Regions from separate parts of the Mus musculus genome. Here regions 2 and 3 are each linked to region 1. The links are chromatin loops, found by intact Hi-C in ENCODE. Cell type or tissue: left cerebral cortex. All regions are shown on one strand.

Evidence for each region. Hi-C counts contacts between places; a loop is a spot of excess contacts. Peaks named below come from ENCODE experiments on the same cell type or tissue, not always from the same donor. Only the 100,000 strongest peaks of a DNase experiment are listed, where the experiment ranks them.
Region 2: a loop joins it to region 1, with 3 times the contacts of the local background. A loop is called at or near these places in 4 of 42 quality-filtered maps.
Region 3: it touches region 1 in a loop (2.0-fold over the local background); 2 of 42 quality-filtered maps call a loop at or near these places.

Annotation. Positions count from the first base shown.
Region 1 is chr1:36,249,992-36,257,991 of GRCm38, reverse strand. Gm39625 (a long non-coding RNA gene) reads right to left here. Exons shown (of 2, transcript XR_865343.3): 2 at 7,450-7,542. Among named protein-coding and RNA genes, the nearest start is that of Gm39625, 9.7 kb to the right of the region's middle. In left cerebral cortex, CTCF peaks have their summits at 1,554 (motif pointing left), 3,164 and 4,959 (motif pointing right); DNase peaks (open chromatin) are centred at 3,172 and 4,977; H3K4me3 peaks cover 243 bases.
Region 2 is chr1:35,845,490-35,853,489 of GRCm38, reverse strand. No RefSeq gene overlaps it. Among named protein-coding and RNA genes, the nearest start is that of 1110002O04Rik, 20 kb to the left of the region's middle. In left cerebral cortex, a CTCF peak has its summit at 6,743 (motif pointing right); DNase peaks (open chromatin) are centred at 2,696, 3,204, 3,461 and 6,764; H3K4me3 peaks cover 494 bases.
Region 3 is chr1:36,156,148-36,164,147 of GRCm38, reverse strand. It overlaps Uggt1 (UDP-glucose glycoprotein glucosyltransferase 1), which reads left to right. Exons shown (of 41, transcript NM_198899.2): 29 at 738-927; 30 at 1,785-1,943; 31 at 2,387-2,472; 32 at 4,122-4,206; 33 at 5,952-6,040; 34 at 6,647-6,748; 35 at 7,837-7,921. Among named protein-coding and RNA genes, the nearest start is that of Mir6897, 16 kb to the right of the region's middle. In left cerebral cortex, no CTCF peak of the experiment used is centred here; DNase peaks (open chromatin) are centred at 1,235 and 3,640.

The DNA.
Region 1 (8,000 bases):
TCAACTAGGGCCGTGAGATCTGGCTTCCCTGTTTCTGGCATCCTGAATGTGGTATATAGTCAATGTCATGTAGATTAAGATGCATAGAGTAATGCATGCAGGTACACTTGCAGGTACGTGTTAATGTGTAACAAAGTGAAAGGTGCCACTGGGAAAAGAGAGGAGAGTGGCTGAATGGTCATGTGCATTTTACTGCAATGCCATTTTTCTTATGATGAGAATGCATTCATATTTTGTTTAAGAAATAAGGTTATTCGCTCTGGAAGACACTCTGCTGATTCCTCAAAAAGTGTAGTTAGCATATACGCCAGCCATTCTGCTAATCGTTCTGAAACCACATACCCACGCAGAGCAGAGTTCAGAGAAGAACCATCCCTTCACGGTATCCCAGAGATGGAAACACCCAAATGTGAACCAGCCGATAAAGAGACGGTGGAGCAATGCCGGAACCACAGCAGTGGGGTATTGCTTGGCCAACACAACTGTGGGAACAACTGACTCGTGCTCTGAGGATGAGCCCTGGGCACACACTGAGAGAAGGAAGTCTGTCACCAAGGGCCACATGGGGGCTGGAGAGATGCAGCTGCAGTTTAAAGCACACTCAGTTCTCAGCACCTATGTCAAGTGGCTCATAACCGGTTTACCTTTAGCTCTAGGGGACTGACAGCTCCCTCTAGCACCCACATATGTGTCACACATAAGCAACAACAACAACAAAAATAAATGAGGCTGGAGAGATGGCTCCAAAGGTTGAGAACGTTTGCTCTTGCAGAAAGCTCCACATTTGATTGGCAGAATTGACATGGTGGTTCACATCCATCTGTAACTCCAGATATAGAAGATAACTGACATCTTTGACCTCCTTGAGCACCAGGCAGGCAGGCAGGCAGGCAGGCAGGCACGCACGCACGCACGCACGCACGCACGCACGCACACACACACACACACACACACACACATGGTACACATACATGCAGCAAAACACACACATAAATCTTAAAATATAGAAATAAAAAACAAAGGGTCAGGAGTTCCATGAATCCATGCACATAAATATCTATAATAGGAAGCACAGACACAGAAACTAGTGGTGGCCAGGGCTGGGTTTGAGGGAAACATGGGCAATAAAAACTAAACAGCATTCATTACAGCGATTGCCTAGCAGACATGAGGCTCTGGGGCCAGTCCTCAGCGCTACAGAATCCTGGCGTGGTGCTGCACTCCTGCAAACCCAGCAAGGAAGGTGGAGACAGGGGGACGAGAAGTTCAAAGTCACGAAGTAAGTTGGAGATCCACATGGGTTAGAGACCTTGTCTCAAAAGAACAAAACCAAGGGTTCAGGTCTCACAATGAGACAAGGAACAGTGGCTGTTCAAATTTAATGGCACTGAAGCCACTAAATTTAATTGTTACTTTAAAATTTTGTTTCTGTGGTCCGGAGGGATGGCTCCGAAGTTAAAAACACTGGATGTACTTACAGAGGTTCTGAGTTCAGTTCCCAGCAACCATGTGGTGGCTCACAACCATCTGTAGTGTAATCTGGTGCCCTCTTCTGGCCACAAGCATACATTCAGGCAGAACACTGTATATAAATAAATAAATCTTTAAAATGTTTTTGTTGTTGTTTTTGTTGTTGTTGTTTGAGGCAGGGTCTTACTGTGTATCCTAGGCTGGCCTCAAACTTATGGCTATCCCCTTGCCTTAGCCTCCAAGTGCTGGGATCGCAAGTGCGAACCACCACAGTGAACTGCCATTGGCACATTTTTATGACGATGATTATGGTCTGTGAGTTATATCTCAAGGGGAAAAAAATGTATCAACCAAACTAAAGCCTCCACATTACTCTGAAGGAAGAGCAGGGGGAGCAGAAACAAACGCGAGCCCGGAGTGGGAGCAACGGAGTGGCGGTCCTGCACCCCGCGGCTGCCAGGAAGATGGAGAGGGGAGGAATGGCTATCTTAGAGAGTCGGCAGGGCAGCGAGTGTGGGGATGGAGAGGGGCCATGTGGGAGTCGCGAGGCGGGAGGGAGGTCAGCCTGTAACCAGCGTGGCTGAAATGATGCGTCTCTCCGTCTGAGCATCAGAGTCTTGAAACAAAGGATCTGCAAGATGGGAATTTCCTCAGGAAAGAGACAAGGGGCAGAGAGGTGGGGCTTTTATCCTAGAGATTCCACACAATTCTAACAATCTGTCAGGCCATTACACAGAATGAGACCGAAGCCCAGACATGTTGGGGGTCGATGGTAGGCAGGACTACACTGAACTGCCTAGATATGTACACCCCTAGCCTTTTATTTAAACTTTAATATAATTTCAGGACCCCCAAAATGGACCTGAGGCCCCTCTTCCCAATGTGACTACATTGAATAAATCTCCCTTTTCAGCCTTTTACTATTAATTTGGCTGTTCTAATTGCGTTCTTAAGGATAGGTGGCTGAACTTGGATTCTTGAAGTACGGACTGTGGCCCCCAAATTCTGTAACAAACCTAGCCAAAGCAGGACCAGGAGGCTCGCTGTTCTCTCAGTCTTCAGGCGAGCCAGCTTCAAGACTGTGCCACTGTTGGGTGCTAATCCCATTCCAGGCCTGGTGTCTCATTGTGCGTGCTAGGTGACAGGCAAACCACTGGTTAAGGTTCATTTTCCTGAAAGCGGCTTGATTTCTAGGTTGCAGGGTTGGATGGGCAGCGGACCAAAGCAAACAGGGGTGTTTTGTTAATCATCCTTTGGAGGATACTTGGCAGAGAGAAAGGAAAGCAAAATCCCGGTTGCAGGACTCTCAGTGTGGCGTGAACAGGAAACGGCCAGGTGGGGCCCGGGACTGCCGGGGGGGTTTTCCTTCAGACTGAGGAAATTCCCGTGGCTTGATTAGGTGGTGTCTGGCAGAGATGCTTGAAAACCCCTGCTCTCCTCACAACCCAGCCTCATGTGGTGTTCGGCCCCAGTTGGATCCCCGCACTACAGCGCGCGTTGGCAGCCTGCTTCAGGGAAGCTGCTTGGAAATTTCAGCTCAGAAGTCCACAAGAAAAGGATGGACGCGGAAGGCCAGATTCCTGCGTCTGACTGAAGGGGACCGGCATGCTACTGTCGCATCCATTCCCAGTTCGTTACCACTGACCAGTGTCCCTGCATCTCCCTTTGAAGGAATGGGAGGAATTCCCTCGTGAGCCAGGAGGCGGCGCCTTCTCTGTGCTCCTCTGCGGCAGAAGGAGCAGAGAAGGTCCCATTGGCTCAGAGGCTGTGTCTGACCTGCCTGAGGCCACACAGCCGTCCTCAGTACCGTTGAGATCTGGAGTCCCAGCCAAGACTCCAGACCCTTTGCCTCAGGATAAACCCTTTATGGTTTTGAGGCAGGATGGATGATAGGCTGGGGACATGGGAAGAGAAAGGAGATGCTTCTGGGTGACCTTTCTCACCACCTGAGAATCAGGAATTGCAGTATGCCTTACACCTTTCTCGTTCCTCACCTGTAAACCTGGCAATTTCTAGGAATCCATCAGAAACCCCATTTGCAACAAAATACACATACCAACTTTTGTACCAACTTAGGTATCCTGATTTTATTTAATCAGATTGGAACCTACCCAAGGTGCCTCCAGAGTCATCCTATAATCTTATTTATGAGGGGGGAGGGGATGGTTCTGGCATTCAGGAGGCAGAAGCAGAGAGAGGTGAGTATCTGTGAGTTTGAGGCCAGCCTGGTCTACATAGTGAATTCCATGCTAGCCAAAGCTAACAGTAAGGCCCTGTCTCAAAAATAAACCAAAGAAAAACAGGCTTAAAGATCTCCATGTGCCAGCATGTGGGCCTGAGTTCAATCCTCAGGATCCAGGTGAAAATCAAACATGGCTGCCCACACTTGTAACCCTGGTGCTGATGGGAGCAGGGAGCCAAGACAGGAACATCAGTGAAGCTTGCCGGCCAGCCAGCCTAGCCAATATGGTAGCCCCTGGTTCAGTTAGAGACCCTCCCTATGAATACACACACACACACACACACACACACACACACACACACACATCTTTTAATAAACTTTAGCTCTGCTTCATGCTGTCTTGTCCTGAAGTTCTTCCCTGTGATGACTCCGGGGATCCAATTTTAGTGGAGCTGAAGTCCCTAAAAGAACTTCACTCTGCTACAGTGTCAGAATGGAGCTGTGTCTCTGTCCCAGCTGCCACTGAGAGTTTGTCATGGATGTGGAGGCTGGGGAAATGCTCAGCGGGTAAAACACTTGTCTCCCTGTGATGACCTGAGTTCCTTTCCCTAGAATCTACATAAAGCTGGCTGCAGGAGTGCACTGCCCCATGGGAGAATGGGAGGTGGGCATGGAAGAATCCACAGAAACTAATAAGCTGGCTAGCCTGGTCCACATAGTGGAAAACAATAAAGACACTGTCTCAAAAAGTGTTAGTTGAGTTTTCCACATGTGGACATCCTCTGGCTTCTAAACATACAGACACAGACAGACAGACAGACAGACAGACACACACACACACACAGAGAGAGAGAGAGAGAGAGAGAGAGAGAGAGAGAGAATGAACGAATGTTTGAATGAATGAATGAATGAATGAATGAATGTGAATTCTGGAATTCTGGCTCAGGAACAGATTCTGCAGCCTCACACAAAGTCCTCAATATAGAAGATACCTTTTCACCTTTCTAGTATCTACTTTGCCCTGTTGATGGCCACACAGAATCTCTCGTGTGCCACTGCACACCTATGCACACCCACTTGCCTGTTCACACCAAAGATGGTCAGTTCTTTGACTTCCTCGTGTACACAGTACTTTCCTTTAGGTACCTGAACACCTGGAGGAATCATAAACTCTCATGAGAACAGAAAATATTGCCTTCGGGTGTCAGGGTAAGGACTACAACTAAATCTTCCCCAAACAACCCCACTCAGGGCTTACTTAGCCGGGAAGAACCCTGTGCTGGGTTCTCCACTAGCCCTGTGTCAGTTACTCACTCTGGCCTCTAGGGGGCTCCCTAGGAACACAGACAAGAAGCCATCGTATCTGTTCCTTCAGACAAGAGTCTAAATGTGAACGAATGGACATGGTTTGGTAACCCACAAAAGTAACACATTGTGGAGGAGGAGAAGCCGTATCTCATCAGAGGATGATAATCTGTGAGCCATGGGGATCAATGGAAACTCCGAGTGACCAGCAGTCCTTGAGAACAAGCTTCATACATCATCTCTGGTCACCTCTGGGTAAGACTGTCCATTTTAATCAATCAATCAATCAATCAATCAATTTGGTTTGCACGTGGATATGTGCACACTGGTGTGGTCATACATGTGTAGAGGCTGGAGGTGGACTTCAGGGCGTCATCTTCATTCACTTTCCACTTTCATTTTTTATTTTATTTTATTTTTTGAGGCTGTCTCACTAAATCTAAAACGGGCTGTTTAGTTAGACTGGCTGGCCAGCAAGTCCCCAGGAAATGCTTGTCTCTTCCCCTAGTGCTGGGGTTACAAGCATACAACATGCCTGACTCTTAACTGCGTGCTGGGACCCAAGCTCAGGACTCCACACTTGTGCGCCAAGCATCTTACACATGGAGCCATCTCCTAGCCGGGAAGACTGGGATGCAGGCCATCTGGTCCCCTCAAGCTTCGTCACCGCCAGTATTCATCTAGTTGATGGTCACAACCAGATAGACTTCTGACTGCTGAATCTGTATTTTTGCCCCACCCTAGAACCATCTCACCAGTCACAGAGTCAGTAATTTAAAAACATATTTTGCACGCCTGCTTTCTTTTCTTTTCCAATTGCTTTGTTAGTTCCATGACAGGGTCTGGCCTCATAGCACTATCTAAATTGGTCAGTCAGTCAATGGCTTAGGAAGTAAAGGCACTTGCCACCAAACCTGCTATCTGAGTTAGATCCCGCGGACCAACATAGGAGGTGGACAGCTGAGCCCCATGAGTGGTCCTCTGACCTCCACACATGTGCAGGTTGCATGGGCAAGCACATACACAAAATAAAGAAAGAAATGTCAAAAGAAACCCTTGTATAATGTTTCATGCAAGTTAACAATTTTGTGTTGGATCAAATTCATAGCTCCCCCTCAGCTGCTTCCGTTTTCCAGAGAAACCACACTTTACCGCCACCCATAGTACAGAGGAGCGGGGTGGGGGTTGGGGGGGTGGGGGTGGGGGGTGGTGTTTCACGGAGGCTAAGCAAGCCCCGTGCTCTTTAGCTGTACCCAGAAGTCCAAACACACATCATTTTAATATCACTGAGTTGCTATAGCAAACTTCGGTGTCTCAGAGGACCTGGGTCCTTTGTTATTCAGTAACCACGCCCCCTGCTGTGGCTTTTCCCAGCAGACACAGCAATCTCTGCGGGCACCAGGTGTGAGGCTGACAGTTCCAGCTGTGTCCAAGGTCCAGCTGCGGAGCCTCCCTTCCCATAGCTTATTTAACAGGGCCTTATCCATGTTCTAATTAGGAGGCCAGACAGCGAGCTTGAGCTCGTTTCCCAGGCACGAATCCAGCTTCCCTGTGACTTTGTTTCCAATGTTGTTTCTTAGAATATGGACCTCAAACTCACTACATAACCAAGGCTGACTTTGAACTCCGATTCTCCTGCCTCCAGATCCGGGTTTGTGTGTCAACTTGACACAAGCTAGAGTCAAGGAGACAAAAGAGCCTCAGGTGACTAAAGGCCTCTATAAGTTCCAGCTATAAGGCATTTTCTCAATTAGTGATCAATGGGGGAGGGCCCAGGCCATGGTGGGTGGTGCCATCCCTGGGCTGGTGGACCTGGGTTCTCTAAGAAAGCAGGCTGAGCAAGCTAGTAAGTAACACCTGTGTGTGGCCCCTGCCTCAGCTCCTGCCTCTTGTCCTGTTTGAGTTTCTCTCCTGGCTTCCTTTGATGAGTGATATGGAAATGTGAGCCAAATAAACTCTTTCCTCCCCAATTTGCTTTTTGGTCATGCTGTTTCATAGGAACCCTGACTAAGACAAGCTGCAGTCACCAATGTAAATAAAGTGCAGAGTTGAGACTCCTGCCTCTCAGGGCTTCTGTTCTCTGTCATGAACGAGACCTTCTGTTTTACATCCAAGATTGCCCAAGTGTTTACAAAAGATGCACGAGGCACTCACTGTCCTGCCCGTTTCCATCTAAACTGCCCAGGCAGAACTAAACAGAAAACAGTGTCTTAATCTGGTAGCTGAGGTGGGCAAAGGTGTGCCTTCCTTCAATCACAGTGCTTGATGGGCTGCAGCAGGACTTTAAGTTTGACTTTGTGGGAAAAAAAAAGTAAGACAGTCTATAGGGCAATAGTTAGTACTTACCTTCTCATTTTATTTATTTATTTATTTAGAGACAGGGTTTCTCTGTGTCGCACTGGATGTCCTAGAACTTGCTCTGTAGACCAGAGATCTGCCTGCCTCTGACTCTCAGTCGCTGGGATTAAAGGAGTGTACCACCACCTCCCAGCTTCTTTTCATTGTTCTTAAGATTTATTTTTATTTTATGTGTACGGGTTCTTTGACTGGGTGGTTTGTATGTGAACCACTTGCATGTATGGTGCCTGCAAAAACAAAAAACAAAAAAACAAAACAAAACAGATTAAAAACAACAACAACAACCCAGATCTGCTCTCCAGGAAATGGACAGCTGTGAGCAGCCAGCCCTGCGAGTGCTGGGAAAACCAGTTCTTGCTGTGAGCTTTGAGCAGCGAGTGCTCTTCCCCGCTTGAGCAGTCTCCCTAGCTCCCTATTTTAGTTTTTGAGACAAGGTCTCTTATGTATCAGGCTGACCTCAAACTCACTACATAACCAAGGCTGGCTTTGAACTCCGATTCTCCTGCCTCCAGATCCGGAGTACTGTATTATACATAGCTGATAGCACCAATCTGTTTAGGTGGTGGGTGGATCCTAGGCTTGGAGCTAAGGGCTGAGGAGCTAAAAGCCTCAGGTGAGCTGGGAAACTCTGATAACATCTGCAAACACTTCGATTCAGGGAGCTCCTGATAAGAAGACAGCAGAC
Region 2 (8,000 bases), 400 kb after region 1:
GCTGTGAAGGGCAGGGCATTAAGCCTGCTGGCTCCCAGGGTTTGGTCTCTGCAAAGCTCTCCAACGGCTCCCATAACAGTGTAATCCCCCACAGAGGCCATAAGGGTCCCAGTATCCAAAACTCCTTCCAGACACTGGTCCTGACACTGCTGACTAAGTTGGAGTTTGACTGGCCAGTTTTAGCCAGGTTGCTGATTGGAGCCAGATATTATACCCACTCCAAGGGCAAGAATAAACATACTGTTCTTATAGGAGCTAGATCAGAAGGCACCACTGCGTGTGCCAGAATTCCCTTATCTTTCTACAACAGACATTTATTTCTTACAGAAAATTACAAAGGGCTTTTCACCCATCTAACTACTAGGACAAGATCTAGGAAGCCCTATTGTTGGTGGCTTGGCATATTTCTGAGGGGTTTAGTCTTGGGTTTAATTTTTGTTGTGCTGACAGTGTGACTTTGACAAGATTCCTGGCTAGGGTGGCCTTGGGTCACAGCATTCCAGGCTGTGTGTCTGGGGTGAGGATCCTGGGTTCTAGGATGAGCCCTGACTTTGTGCAGGTTTTGGCTCTTCCTTACCTCATGACTTTGGACATGGCACTTTGTTCCACTGTTCTTGGGGTAAAGGGGATGCCATCAATGAAACAGTGAATTCTACTCATGCAAAGGTAACCGGGTCATCGTGGGGATACAGTTCGCGAAACCCATGTGTTCAGAAAAGAAGAAGGAATCTCTGGAATTCTAAAGGCAATCAGTGGCTGAGGGACACAGCCCACTCAGGTCCTGTGCTGTGTCCAGCATTAACCAGACTCTCTCTGTAAAGAGAGTGGCAGTTTGGAGCTAAGACCTATTGACCTCACCAGACCTGTGTGTCTGGCTTCTACTTGCAATGGAGACCTTGTCTGAGCAAGCATATGGAGTGATCTACACAGGGCGAGAGAGCCTTCACGGTCAGACTTGTCATCCCAATGTCCTTAGCATCCTGATCTAGCTTTTGGCCTAGGATCTTTCTTCCTTCCTTCCTTCCTTCCTTCCTTCCTTCCTTCCTTCCTTCCTTCCTTCCTTCCTTCCTTCCTTCCTTCCTTCCTTCCTGGGATGTCAGGACCTTTCAGAACACAGCTATCTCATCACTGTTTCCTAGGTCCTAGTGATACTGTATGTGACTGTTTCCAGAACTAATGAAATGGTCTCATTTCTTGGTATACAACAGACCCAGGAAATCCCCAAGTTCACCCAGGTCAGATTTTTGTTTTGTTTTGTTTTGTTTATCTTCCTTTCATTTTTAGTGTTCTTTCTTGGAGGGGTGGTGGTGGTGTCCCTGAAACTCTCATCATTTGCATATCCACACTTCTTAGGTCAGGGTCCAAGAACAGACCCAGAGAGGTAGGTCTGAGAGTGCTGATTGCAGGAGAAGTGAATCAGGATTGTGTGGACAGGGTGAGAGTGGGGTTCAGGCAGAGACTGCGGAGGGGCCTCAGCTGGTCCAGTCAAGAATTCAACACATAGCTTCAGAGTTCCCAACTAATGCCTTGCAAGCTTTTCATATTCCTGTAGTCCATGTTCAACCACAAGCACCACGCAGGAGGTCTGGAACCCCGCTATATCTGGCCCCTGTATAGATAAATACAATGAAGCTGGGCATGATGGAATGTGATTGTAGTTCCAGTGCTGGGTAGGCGGAGACAGGTGGATCCCTGAGGTTAGCTGGCAGCCAGTTTAGCATGCCAGGTAAGTTCTAGTGCAGTAAGAGATTCTGTCTTCAAAATCAAGGTGGATGGTGGAAGGAGGATACCCAGGGTTATACTGTGACCACCACATATATGTGTACACATTTGTGTGACCTGCACATATACAGAAGGAAGGAAGGAAAGAAGGAAAGAAGAAGGAGGGAGAGAGATGGTAAAGTACTAGGGTTAATATGCTACTGGGCTGGGGAAGGGAAGAAAGGAGCCTGAGGCCAGGGCATTAGGGAGGACATCCTTAATTCCAGCAAACGCGAGTAAAGACCATTACCCAAATTCTTTTAGTTGAATTAAGCAAGCTTTATTTTCTTTCAGACAGAGCTGTCTCCCTAAAAGCAGGGATTTGAGGAAATAGCAGTGAACATAGAGACCATGGGGTTTATATAACCCCCAAACTACCAGGGCTTTTCAAGGGTTGTGTGTGTGTGTGTGGGGGGGGGTCCAGAGGAATTTTGGTTATGTAGGAACTTGGCTGAACGCTTCAAAATACTTGGCAGAACATATTATCTTATTGGGGTGGAGGTCAGGGTATAGGGTGTGGAACGTGTCAAATTCCAGAAAATAGGTCAACCCCAAATTTTACGAAAACAGGAATGACCTTACTTTGACCCTCTAGTTTTAAGATGGAGTCAGGCTGGTCCATAAATGGGCAGGGCCACTAAGTGCTGTCACTGTACAGATAGGACCCCGGTTTAAACCGGTTTTCTGTACCCAGACTTGTTAACTCTTCTTTTTCCCTGTTCCTTTCTTTGGGGTGTCTAGATGTGTTAGGTCACGATTTCTATTGTTTTACAACCTTAGATCCGGGGACTGTGAGTGAGTAGGTGGGTGTGTTGCCATCTCTCCATCACCGTGGCAAAGAAAAGCTTCAGTCAGTTTCCCTCTGAATTTTGCAGGCTCTACTCTCTAATCATTGAGTCAGCACAGCACAGTGGAGAGTGTGGAGCCGAACAAAGCTGCTCTCCTTGTGACTAGCATTCAAAAGAGACAGGAAGGGCAGGGGAGGTGGCTCAATGGGCTTGCCTTGCAAGCGTGGCTGATCTGTGCTTTGAGTTCAATTCCCAGGACCCTCTTTAAAAACAAAAAAAAACAAACAACAACAAAAACATCAGGCACGGTGGGACACATCTGTAATCCCTGTGCTGGGGAAAAGAAGACAGGCGAATCCCTGGGGTTCACTGGCCAGCTGACCCAGGTGAACGGGGCAAGTTCCAGGTCTCAGTAAGACATCCCCAGAACTAAGGTGGTTCAGGGGAATGAGGCCTAAGGTTGTTCTCTGTTTTCCACAGCACCCCTAAAAAAAAAGACACAGGAAGGGGGAGGGCTAGAATTCCACAGGAAGAGGAGGGGCTAGGGTATCACAGGAAGAGGAGGAGCTAGCCTTTAAAGGACGTATCGTGACCGACCATGGATGAGGGGGCTCAGAATGAGTTAAAAATCTCTGCTGCACTTGCAGCTACGTCTCATGTGTGGCACTTTGCTTCTGTAAACTTGCTTACTTCCTGTATCAGCTAGCAGTCCCCTCACCCGCTACCCTGCGCGCCCTTAGACGAACAGTTGCAAAGTAATTGTTCCAGCCATGTCAGTTTTCCTTCAGTAAATATGCTCAATCGTGATCCTTAATCACATACGCTAAGCCCACCAATGACAGAAAAAGGAAAAAAAAAAGTGATGCCGTACAGTCTATAAATATAGTGAAAAACTGTTGGATCAGGGCCCAACTCCTCAGAGCTTTAGCTCAGACGGTCTGCCAGCTGAACCTGCTGGCATAATTTAAAAATGAGCTCTCCAGCTCTCTGGGTTCGATTTGTTTTCCTGAAGGTCTGATTTCTGCAATACACAACACACACAACTCCCCCTTTTGCTTTCACTTTTAAAATCCCCACTAGTGCCATTGTGGTGATCAAGCCAAGATCAAGCCTTTAGGGGATAGATAAGATCCAAACTCTAGTACTGTACACAGTTAGTCAAGAGGGTAGTTTTAAAAATAGCTCAGGGCTTCACTGTGCCATGTCTGGTCTCAGAATCTCAGATTCAATATCCCGAGACAGCTTGGCTTCTTCTAGAATGGAATAATAAGCACGTCCCCCTTCAAGATGCAGAATGGAAGGGGAACGTTGACCTTTCGGTCCAGACATCTCCAGTGTATGATGGTTTGACTGTATGGCAGATCACAAGTGATACGTGGTCGGAAGAAAATGTTATTTGAATGCTGACTTTTGATGTTTTCCCAGCTACAGTAGGGATATAGTTCACTTTTGAGATGCTTGGTAGTGTATTGGCTCCATGGTGGCTATTCTGCTAGGAGAGGGTAACAGAGGTATACTAGAACCTGTTTCTGCCTAGATGTTTAGCTTGCTGTGGACTTGGGAGACATCATCCATCGCTACTTAAAGAACACCCAAAGGAGGCAGGCACCTTGTGATACTCAATCTTGATTGCCAACTTGGTGGTAATTAGGATCACCATGGAAACAGACCTCTGGGCACGTCTATAAGGGACCCTGTAGATTGGGTTGAGTTGGGAAGACTTGCCTTCAAGGTGAGTGGTGCCATGCCATAAGCTAGAGTCCCGGACTGAATAAAAAATAGGAAGTGAGTGACACGCCAGCATCCCTCTGCTTGCCTGCTGGCTCTGTGTCCAGTGTGACGGGCTGCCTCTAGCCCTGCTACCCTGCTCTCCCAGGCACGCTGCACTGTGCGTTTAAACCGTGACCAGATGAATTTGTCCTTTTTTAAATCTTTTCATTTTTGTCAAGGATTTTGAAATAGCAATTTGAAAAGCGACCAATACGTGCATGCATGAATGACATTTCCTGGTTCCAACTACGTGCATGCATGAATGACATTTCCTGGTTCCCACCACACTCTGGCCTTGTTACTGCTGCCCTGCTTACAGTGAAGGACCTCAGATATAAGTAGAATAGTAACCACTTTTGCCTTTGTAGAGTCAGAAACTGGGAAAATAGGGTTTCACTTGACACCTGAAGTGCTGACTCATCTTGGGGCTTTGGGTCTAAATATGGGTGTTTTGGGTTAGGTTTTAGTAAAATTTTAAGCCTGTATATGATCTTAAACACTTCACTCAGTTATTCTCTGTATATCCTAGAGTTGATTATCTATTATCAGGCAACGAAGTACCAAGGAAAAGACATTTTTAGAAAGATTATGGTGGTTGCTGGAGCCTGCACAGTTTGTTAAGAGAAGACATGCCTCAGTGATGGTTTCACTGTGCGGATACCAGGATGTAAGATTGGGATACTCTTACATCAAATGCACTGTGAGCACTGTAAAATATTTGACACTTCTAATTATGCTGTTATGAGCAAAATGACGATGTGGGGCGACCTAGGGTGATTGCAGCGAGATAGGCACAGAGTGAGATTTTGTGGCCCAGCTTGAAGGAGGAACCTCATTAGATTCAGGCACATTTGGTGTTTAACACCGTGGCTGCAGGGCTCTGTGGTCGAGACAGTGTACGTTACCCAAAAGCAAAGTCATGGCAGCTACAGGAGGACAGGGCAAAGGCAGCTGGGGCTCCAAGAGGGAGATCGTCTCATCCCACAGAACGAGAGCCTAGAATGGTGGCCGAGCCAGGCCCTGGGCCCTGAAAACAGAGCTGCGGGCTGATGTGGAAGGTGACCATGGTTTGTCATGGAGTTGGACACGGCAGGATGATGTGACCTATGAGCTTCCCCAGAGGTTCATGGTATAGTTTTATAAAATGTGTATGTGTGCACATGTGTGTGCATGTACATGCGTCTATACATGTGTGCACACTTGTGTACATGTGTATGTGTATCTGTGTGTGCATGCATGTCCATGTGCACATATGTGTATACATGTGTGTGTGTGTGTGTGTGTGTGTGTGTGTGTGTGTGTGTGCATATGGTATGTGGGTGTGAGTATGTGTGTACTGGTGTGGTTCCTCAGGTATCATCCACCTTGTTTTTTTTTTTAAGGCAGGGTCAGTCACCTTTTACTTGGATCTGGTTGATTCAGGTTGGCTGGCCAGTCAGTGAGTCTCAGGGAGCTACCCTCCTTCTCTACCTCTCCAGTGCTGGGGTTACAAATACACACCACCATGCCTGCCTTTAACGGTGATTCTAGTGGGTTCACTCAAGTCCTCATGCTTGCAAGGGAAGCATTTTGCGGAATGACACATCTCAGCACTAGTGACATATTTAAATCTGTTCTGCTGCTTAGAATGCAGACAGACTTCTTAGGGTCCCCAGGGAATTCAAGGCAGAAAGCACAAGTTGGATCTCTGTTCCTTCATGCTGGTCCTCACTCTATTCTCCTTCCAAGCAGCTATGTTCCTGATGCTTGCCCACCACCTAACTCACCCGTTCATCTAACTGCATCCATTCTTTTATGCATCCATCTCTTGATAACTCAACTATTCATTCATACACTTATCAATTTACCATTCATTTGTTTGCTTGACTGTCAACACACATAGTTTCAGCCATCTTTGTATCTGTGCATGCATACATCATGTATCCATCCATTGATCCATGCACTCACCATATACAGATGCATGCATCCATCCCATGCATCTATCCATTTACTTATCCATCCATTACACATCCACCTACTTTCCACCTGTATATCCAACCATCCCCCAGCACCCCAGCCTCCCAGAATCCAAGGTACTATATATAATTGGTGCAGAGAAACAAATAGGTGATTCAGACAAAGCTCCTGCTTTCAAAGAGCTTACAACCTATTTTCAGGTGCCTAAGGCAAAAGAGTTCCAGAGGGACTCACAAGAGGAAGAAGTTTCTGCAGTCCTAGGAAGGGTAGAAAAAGGAAGCCACTGGGGATTTCAGCATGAAACTCCATGGTAAGCACTTCTGAGCAGGCTAGATCAGTGGAAGGTGAGGAGAGGCTGACTTCTTGGTTGGCTGCTCCAACAGAACCCTTGGGGACATGTGGCCTTGGGGCTGGAAAGGGAGAGATGAAGTGTTCAAGATGCTTGGCTGGGGTAGGTGCAGGCTAGGGTCTGTAGAGGGCGCTAGAGGGGAAGATCAAAGATTAGTTTGCAACTAGGTCAGGTTCAGGGACACAGAGCCCGAGGCATCATTATCGCCTGGCTGTCCTGAGACCTCCTCTGCCTCCTCTCCTGCAGTCCTAACTTCTCCTTCCCCTTCCTACCGATTCTGGAATTCCAAAAGCTTGCAACAACCAGGGATCAAGAGAAAAGTGAATTTCCTGTTCTGTTTGCAGATCAACAGTGGCACACAACCTATTCCTCTCAGTTCACTCTGACGGGCAACCATTTATCTAGATAATGCATTTATTATCACAGTTCCACTGTTTCCTGTTGAGATAGATGTGCAAAAACCGAAGCGCCGATGACTTGCTTGCACACATTAACTGTAGGGAAGGAATACAAAATTGGACATATTAGATTATTTTGGCGTTAATTCAATGTTTGCAGCCTCCCGTTGTTCTCCATCACCCCCTCTCCTACAAATCAATTTACAAGGGTTTCGTTGGAAATAATACTTAGTAGCAAGAGCTGTGGGCGAACCCAGCTGCAGCGAATACTCTGTTACTAGAAGACAGGGAGGCTGAGGGGACCGATCTCCCTGGCTCCTGACAGAGCAGCTGTGCTGAATGGGTCTCCTACCTCCTACTCTTAAAATTTGGTGGCCTAGGGCAAGAACACAGATAATGTACCACACATGAGCAACACTCTAGTATTGATTTACATGCAAGCATGTGTATATGTTCATGTATATGCAGGTACACATGTGTGTTCCATGTATGTGAGGACCAATGGCCAACCTCAGGTGTTCTGTAGGAGTTATGCACCTTGGTCTTTGAGACTGGCCCTCTCATGAGGACCTGAGGCTTGGCATTTATTTAAGCTGGACTGGCAGGCCAGTGAGCTCCAAGAATCCACTTGTCTCTGCCTCCCTTCTCAGTAGGAGAGTTACCAAGCAGACATTATTATTATGTCCAGTTTTGGGGCGTGAATTAGCATGTGAAGTTTTCAAGTTCTGTGTGGGCCGCATGCCACTGAGTTTCAGTTTCCATATCTGTACAATGGGATGACTGTTGCTCTGCTCACTTAACATGGAGTTAATTTCCCACATATCATCGTTAGATGTGGGGCTTGTGGTATCTGGGCCTTGTCCCGGTTTGCTAGCTTGGTGACTTGGGGAAAGCTGTTCAGCCTCTGTAAACTTGGCATTTCTCATCTATAACACTTCCTTTAGAGGAATCCTCTTGTAGACTCTGTGTGTGTGTGTG
Region 3 (8,000 bases), 94 kb after region 1:
TGGCTGTGGGATGGCTGTTTGTGGAAGTCACAGTGACTATAGTAGCTTAGCACATGCTCTGGCCATGGGTGATGTCTTCCTTGGCCATGGGTGATGTCTTCCTTGGTGAGGGGCAGAGTTCTATACTTAGATTCTTAATGGATTCCAACTGTCTTGCTGAGGACTGAGCGAGCTGCAGCTCCCACTGTTTTTTTTTTTTTAAAGATTTATTTATTTATTTATTATATGTAAGTACACTGTAGCTATCTTCAGACACTCCATAAGAGGGCGTCAGATCTCATTACAGATGGTTGTGAGCCACCATGTGGTTGCTTGGAATTGAACTCAGGACTTTCAGAAGAGCAGTCAGTGCTCTTAACTGCTGAGCCATCTCTCCAGCCCCAGCTCCCACTGTTAACTGCATGTTTATCACACACCGTGTTCTCAGTGCTGGCATGAGGGCACAAGCATCACTTAGGGCTCATATTATAAGACAAAGGTTTCTCCTCAGAGGCCAGTGCTCAGGATAAAGTGCTTGTGACCCCGATGGCCATAGTGTGAAGGGGTGGTCTCCTACATGCCTCCCTCTCCCTTCCCTTGACTTTACAGCAGCCCTGGGAGGCAGCATTAGACCAGCAGAAGGCTTGGCTTATTGTCCTGATTTGGAAGGCTACTGTCCAAGCCTAGGGTTTTGTTCACTGTGTGGACGCTGAGACTGCATCAAGAAATACCTAACTAACACTTGCGTTTCTTTTCAGCTTTTACCGTTACGTCTTAGAGCCGGAGATTTCTTTCACTGCAGACAGCAGCTTTGCTAAGGGACCGATAGCAAAGTTTCTGGATATGCCACAGTCTCCGCTGTTTACTTTGAATCTGAACACACCTGAGAGTTGGATGGTAGAATCTGTCAGAACACCATATGATCTGGATAATATTTATCTAGAAGAGGTAGGGATGTAATTGTTCTCGACTATCGCATCATGTATAAGTTAAATCTATCCATCATTCAGTCAGTGGCGATTCCTGAACTGAGTGGTGGAGATGGCGCTCACATCACACATCAGTGCTCCCTTACGTTGATGCTCCCTTACGGCAGCTGCTTTATTCAGATGCCTTCCCGCTCAGAAGTTGCGGTGTGTGCGTGGACTGCTGCTCCCACCCTTGCTCTCTCAGCTTAGTCAGCTTTGGTTGTCCTCAGAGTTGGTCGGCTCCACGTCAGTGTCAGTCACTCCTCTCATCCTCTCCTGATTGACAGGAAGCAGTGCTAGGGAGGGGCATTCATTAGGGCTCCTAAGAATGCAGCCTGTGGTGCTAGGGAGGAAGTGGCCTGATCTGGGTGCCAACCAGGAAGCAAAGAGAGGAGAGTCCCAAGGGCTTCCGCCTTTTTCTTGTCTAACTCATTTCAGGATCCCCAGCCCACGGAGCAGTGCTGCACATTTAGTGTGGGTCTTTCCTCCTGAATTGATCCTCTCTGAAAGGCCCTCACACATGCCCAGAGGTGTGCTTCCAAGCCTAGTCAGATCTGGTCATCACAGTCCTCAAATACCCACTCCCAGTTGTCCCCGGCAGTTAGGAACTGTTTCTGATCTGACACTGTGTCTAAATCATTACCCAACGGGTGGTCTTCGTGGCTGTAGTGGGTGGTTTGTGACACATTCCTTCTGTCATAGAATCCAGGATGGAGCTCTAGCCCTCAGCCTCGGTGGCAGCCAGTGCTTTCCCCCTCGTGATTGTTGCCCTGACCTGGCAGATTACATGTGTAACAGTAATTACATGTGTCATGTGCTTTAACTCTGGTCTTTCAGGTGGACAGTATAGTGGCTGCTGAGTATGAGCTGGAATATCTGTTACTAGAAGGTCATTGTTACGACATCACCACAGGCCAGCCCCCTCGAGGACTACAGTTCACTTTAGGAACTTCAGCCAACCCAACAATTGTGGACACAATTGTGATGGCCAATCTGGTAAGTAATCAGTTTATCGATAGTACAACTTCCGTGATGGTTATTTAGACACTGTAATTTATGACAGAACAGTTAGCATTCTGAACCTTGGTGTGAAATAGAACTAACAATGGACTGCTGTGTAAAGTCCCTGCTTGCTCTCCGTGGAGCACTGCAGGCGCCACTGCACTGCCCTGCTGAGGCTCTTTGCCTCTTAGCTTATTGGTTGGTAGTTTTTTGGTTTGGTTTGTTTTACTTACCTCTGGTTTGTTAATTATCTTTTAAACTTTCTTTAATTATCATGGTAATAAGACCCTGAGTTCAGTACCTAGTTCATGAGAGGGGATGGGGTAGATAGGCTGTCATATACACATACATGATCTGCATGTAAATGAAAATGTAAGCATTCATTAGAAACATTTAAATGTAAAGAGACCTGAGCCTGTACTCTGTTTGTGTCCTAGGGATATTTTCAGCTCAAAGCCAATCCGGGAGCCTGGATTCTGAGACTGAGGAAGGGGCGCTCAGATGACATTTATAGGATCTACAGGTAGGACAAGGAGACGGCTTCATTGTAGAGACTGAGCTTTAATTGCGCATTATCTGGGCTTACCCCAGGCATCGTGCGTTATAGTCGAGTTCATGATAAAGCCAAGCTTCTCAGAAGAGTAAGTGTGGGAGAAGTTGTAGGGGATGGGTTGGTTAGCAAGGGGTCTAAGTGCTGATCAGAGCGAGGTCTGTTCTCCATTGCTTTCCCTGTCAGCTCTTATCAGAAGGATGCAGATAGCAGGCAGGAGCTCTGACCACTTGATGAGAGCTGACTGGAAACAGCAGGGTCGGTCCTGTTCAGTACGCTGATGGGAGGTGTTTATCATGACCCCGGCTGTTTTGTACATGCACAGAACACATGAGCTTTGACTGTGTAGTCTGACTGTCGGTCCTGGTCCCTGGGCTGCAGTTGTGTAGGCGTACTCCTACACCAGCCTGTCAGTGACAGGAATTGTCTTAAAGTTCAAACGAACCCCAGAACACCATTTTAAAAATGTGGTCTCTATCCTGTTTAACACAGTTTAAACTCGTCCTTAGTTCTGTGCCAGTTTGTGTAGGGAATGGTTTTCATTATGGTTTCTGTGAACAGCCTAATGTGTGTATTTGCTTTGGCTTCATGGCCTTTTACTTGACATGGAGAAGCAGTGTGGTTTAGTGGGTTTGGTTTTGGTTTTTCTCTCACCCACGCTTGAACTGGACTCAAGTGAGTCTTCTGCCTTAGTCTCCTGTAGCTGAGACCTCAGGCGTGTGCCTCCATACCTAGCTTGTGCAGATTTCTTATTCAATAACTTAGAATTTTGTGCTATAGTAATGTCCTTATTGTAAATAGTAGGCTTTTCCCTGATTCAGTTATTTTCCCAAGAAGGCTTCACAGAATGTTTCTTCTATGGGCCCTGTCCATCTTCTTCCTTGCCTGGGGCTGTGGTGCCGTCCTCTCTGCTGTCTAGGGTTCCTGTCTTCCGAGGCTTCCCAAATGGACAGCCTGTGATTCTGGAATCTTCTGTGCGCCAGCTTTCTCCTCTCCTTTTGCTGCCTGCTGAGTGACAGCACATGCAGTGGCTTCCTCACATTGCTGCCTGGAGAGTGAGATGAGGAGGAAGCGAGTACTCACAGTCGTCCTGCTCTGCCTTGTGGGCCTCGGACCAGAGCGGCTGCACTGTGGGCTTCCTACCAGACACAGAATTGAGTCTGTGCTCTAAACTTGGCTGGTTGTGCCGCCTCTCACACTGTAGCCTAGGCTGGCTTTGATCGCAGTTGATCTCCCTGCTGCTTCCTGTTGGGGTTACAGGTGTGAGTCACCACACTCTGCCAAGAGTTAAACAGCAGAAGCGGCTCCAGGGATGGGCCTGAGTGTGCAGACTGTGAGCGGACAAGCTTTGTCATGATCTGACCAGTGCTTGTCCTGCCTGAGAGCCCATTGATGTTTGCCTGCTGTAGGAAGGAAGTCAGCTCACGTCCCTAGCCTAGAGATGGAGATTTCCAGGAACACTTCTTTGTCCTGTAAAGGTGTTTCTTTCAGACTGTGAGGAAACTGTTGGTTTTAAAAAGTGTTTCTACAATGAAGATGGGCAAGCACAGCCCATCTTGTTGTCTGAGTATTTACCGCATTTTGGGATTGTGATTTCTTTCTCTGTCTTACTTGTCTCTAAGCCATGATGGTACAGATTCCCCTCCTGATGCAAACGACGTTGTTGTCATCCTCAATAACTTCAAGAGCAAGATCATCAAAGTGAAGGTGAGTCTGCTCGGCTTTGTCAGGGAACAGACAGCAGTCCCCCCCTGTGGCCGTGGCCAGCCACTGTCAGGGAACAGACAGCAGTCCCCCCCTGTGGCCGTGGCCAGCCACTGTCAGGGAACAGACAGCAGTCCCCCCGTGGCAGCCGCTGTCGGAGGTACTAACACTTGTGACCGTGCTAGGAGAGCCCTCTCGCGGTAGTTCATTAAGACACTGTTTTAATGTTCTGTTTTGTGTTAATTACTGTTGTGATTTTTACCTTGCCTAACTTACCAATTAAGCATTAGTACAAATAGAGTGAACAAAGCTGTAATATGTATACAGGGTTCTCTACTCTTAGAGTTCATGCATCCAGTAGGGGCTTGGAATGTCTCCATTAGATGAAGTAGGACTGCTGCATTTGGAAGTCATTTTGGTATTCCATTTGGAAGTGGCTTTTGGTTGGTTGGTTGGCTTTTGGATTTTGTTGTTGTTTGTTTTAATAGTTCTAGGGATGCTGCTTAAGAAAAATGTCTTAGTGAAGATAAGATTCTAGCTTTCTTCAGCCAACAGATTGTCACTTTTGGTAATCTCAGAGTCCCATTTTGTGCAAAATGTCCCCACAGAGACTTTGTGTACTCCCCTCTCCATTCTGATTGAGACAGGGTCTCACTATTTAGCCCTGAAGCCCTGATTGACCTGGGACTTGCTATGTAGACCAGGTTGGCCTCGAACTCACAGATATGTTTGACTGCCTCCCAAGTATCAGGATTAAAGGCATTGCACCTGGCTCAGCTTTGCCATGTTTTTTTTTTTAAGTTTTATTTATTTATACACATGTAAATGTGTTTATGTGAATATATGACACTCGTATACCTGTGAAGGGCACAAGAGAGCATTGGTATCTCTTAGAAATGGAGTTACAGGTTGTTGTGAACTATTCAGTATAGTTGCTGGGAACTGAACTCAGGTCCTCTGGGGGAGCTGTATGAGTGTGCTCTGAACCACTGAGCTATCTCTCCAGCTCTGGCTTGGGCGCTTTCATACCCACAATTCATAGAGTTAGTATTTTAGTCTCAGAAGACTGTGGGAAATTCCACTGGCAATTCAACAGTAAGATTATAGTTTTTATAGGCAGGATGGTGCACACCTGTAGTCTCAGAACTGGGGAGTTAGAGGCAGGAGGATCAGGAATTTAAGGTCAGCCTAGACTGCATAGTGAGTTTGAGGCCATCTTGAATGATATGAGACACTGCCTACAAAACCAAACACAGAATACAAACAGGTGATTTTATTTAGTCTTTTCTTACTCTCTTTCTCTTCAGCATTTTGAAATCCTAAAGTAAAATGATTGTAGGATAAGTAACTGTTACACATGGTAAAACCTAAAGTCAGCCATTGCGAGGCTGAACAGGAGGGTGATTGCTGCAGGGAATCTTTTGTGGTAGAAGTCCTGAGCATGGACCACCTGATGCGCCTCTCTCAATGGTTCCTGTGGGCCGCATTCTTCCCTTGAAGTTGTCAGCTAGAGAAGTTGTCTTCTGGGTTACTCCCTCTGTTTCTATGAGCTTGGTCTTTGGCTCTTTGTACAATTCAAAGAGATGGCTGGCTTGCCCCTGAAGGCTTTAACGTGAGTGTTCTGATGAACGCACTGCCACAGTCCTGAGAGTCTGGGTGGGGTCCCCTTTAGGAGAATTGGTTGATTGTTTCCTGTTGCCAGTGCACTTCAGGTTTGCGCCTGTCAGACCTGTCACATACAATTGCAGGTTCAGAAGAAGGCAGACATGGCTAATGAAGACTTGCTGAGTGATGGGACAAATGAGAACGAGTCTGGATTCTGGGACTCATTCAAGTGGTAAGTCGGCATCATGGTGAACAGCTTACATGTACAGGGAGGGCCAGAGGTGTGAACCATGCATCCTTTGCAATATGGTAATTTTTTCTGGGCTTCCAAACCACTTCATGCAGCTAGATTAAGCCCTTTCAGTTGGAGAAGAGGAATGCTTCCCTTTCGGTTAAGAGAAGGAAAGTGTTCTTCCACGGAGGGAGCTTCTGGTGTGCTCTCTTCCCTTGTGGTTGGTGGGGCCCACTGCTGGCAGAGGTGACGGTCATTGGACGGCTGTGTTCTTTGGAGTAGCTTGTGTTCTGTGTATTCCTCAATGACCGGGTGCCTTTGGGGAGCATCCTCCTTATTACCTCCTTTTCCTTGTGCCCCACCTAGCATCCCCTGGTGCTCCCACCCAGCATCCCCTGGTGCTCTCACCCAGCATCCCCTGGTGCTCCCACCCAGCATCCCCTGGTGCTCCCACCCAGCATCCCCTGGTGCTCCCACCCAGTATCCCCTGGTGCTCCCACCAAGTCTTACCTCTGGAGCAGGAAGGCTCAGGCACTGTCCCTTTCCTCTCCTGAAAGGTTGTGTCAGCCCCACATGTAAGTGCTGTTTTTAATTATGTCATCACAGGGGCTTCTCAGGACAGAAGGCTGAAGAAGTGAAGCAAGATAAAGATGACATAATCAATATTTTCTCTGTTGCATCTGGTCATCTCTACGAAAGATTTCTTCGGTTAGTTTTCACTATTTGTTATGTAAATGGATTTGTTATAGTATTCTTTGAGTGAAAGGATTTGCTTGCTATGGTGTGTGTGTGTGTGTGTGTGTGTGTGTGTGTGTACACACACAAAGTACTCTGAGGGCTGTGGGTAGCCTACCACATACAGTTCTATTTGTTGTATGCACACCTTATAGACTGTTGTTGATTTTTTTGGCCATCAAATATTGCATAAACCAGAAGCTAGAGAATTGGCATAGAAAGTACAGAAACTGTGTAACACTTGGCCATCTTCTGCAGAGCCACAGGCCTTTAAAGCCAGACCTTAGGTTTATGTGAGAACAGCTTTGCTTGCAAACTGAGATTAAAATGGAAGGAGTTTGTCTAGGTCATGCAACTGGAAGCAGGACGGATCATTGCTTGACATTGTTGATGTGGTTAAGAGGGGAGGGCTTTCGGGATCCCTTTGTGGAATCCTGAGGTCTCAGGGTGTCTGGGAGCTCAGCGTTGAAGACATATTACTTGAAAGCCATTGTCCCAATTTCACAGCTGTTTGTCCTTTTAGTTTTCATTATAAATCTGATATAGAAAATAATAAAAACAATGTCATTTGGTTAATTTCTAGTCCTTTTTCCAATAAATATCTGCTCTAAACTAATGACAGTGGCAATGACTTTCCTGAGCCCATGCCCTCCCCTTACTGACTCCAGTCTCTCCAGGCTCTCGACAGAGGCTGTGCATGTGTGCACCGTTTGCTCAGTACCAGATGTTGCTGTGCCTGAGCACTGGTTTGGAGAGTGCTGTAGTCCTGACTATGATCTCCAGTGCTAGCTAACTCACCGTCAGTTGATGAGATGGGTCATTTAAATGTACAGCATAATTAGAGTTTGCCTCTATCTGTTGGGGTATACTTACAGGGAATTCCTTGTCCCTCTCTCTTCCAGGGACATCTTTATGTACGTATATGTATACTTTCCCATTAGTGAAGGTCTCTGCCTAACTGAACAATGGGTTGGCTCTGCTGTCAATCTTGTGAGTTCCTTCTGCTTAATGTTGCTGAGGTTAAAAAGCATTGAGAAATAATTATTTGTTTTGTTTGGCAGCATCATGATGCTCTCAGTCCTGAAGAATACCAAGACTCCTGTGAAGTTCTGGTTCTTGAAGAACTACTTGTCCCCCACATTTAAGGTTTGTTCATAGGGAAAAGGAAAACCTTGTTAAGGGAATATTAACACTGTAACATATTCTTTTCTACCTTTGTTTTATC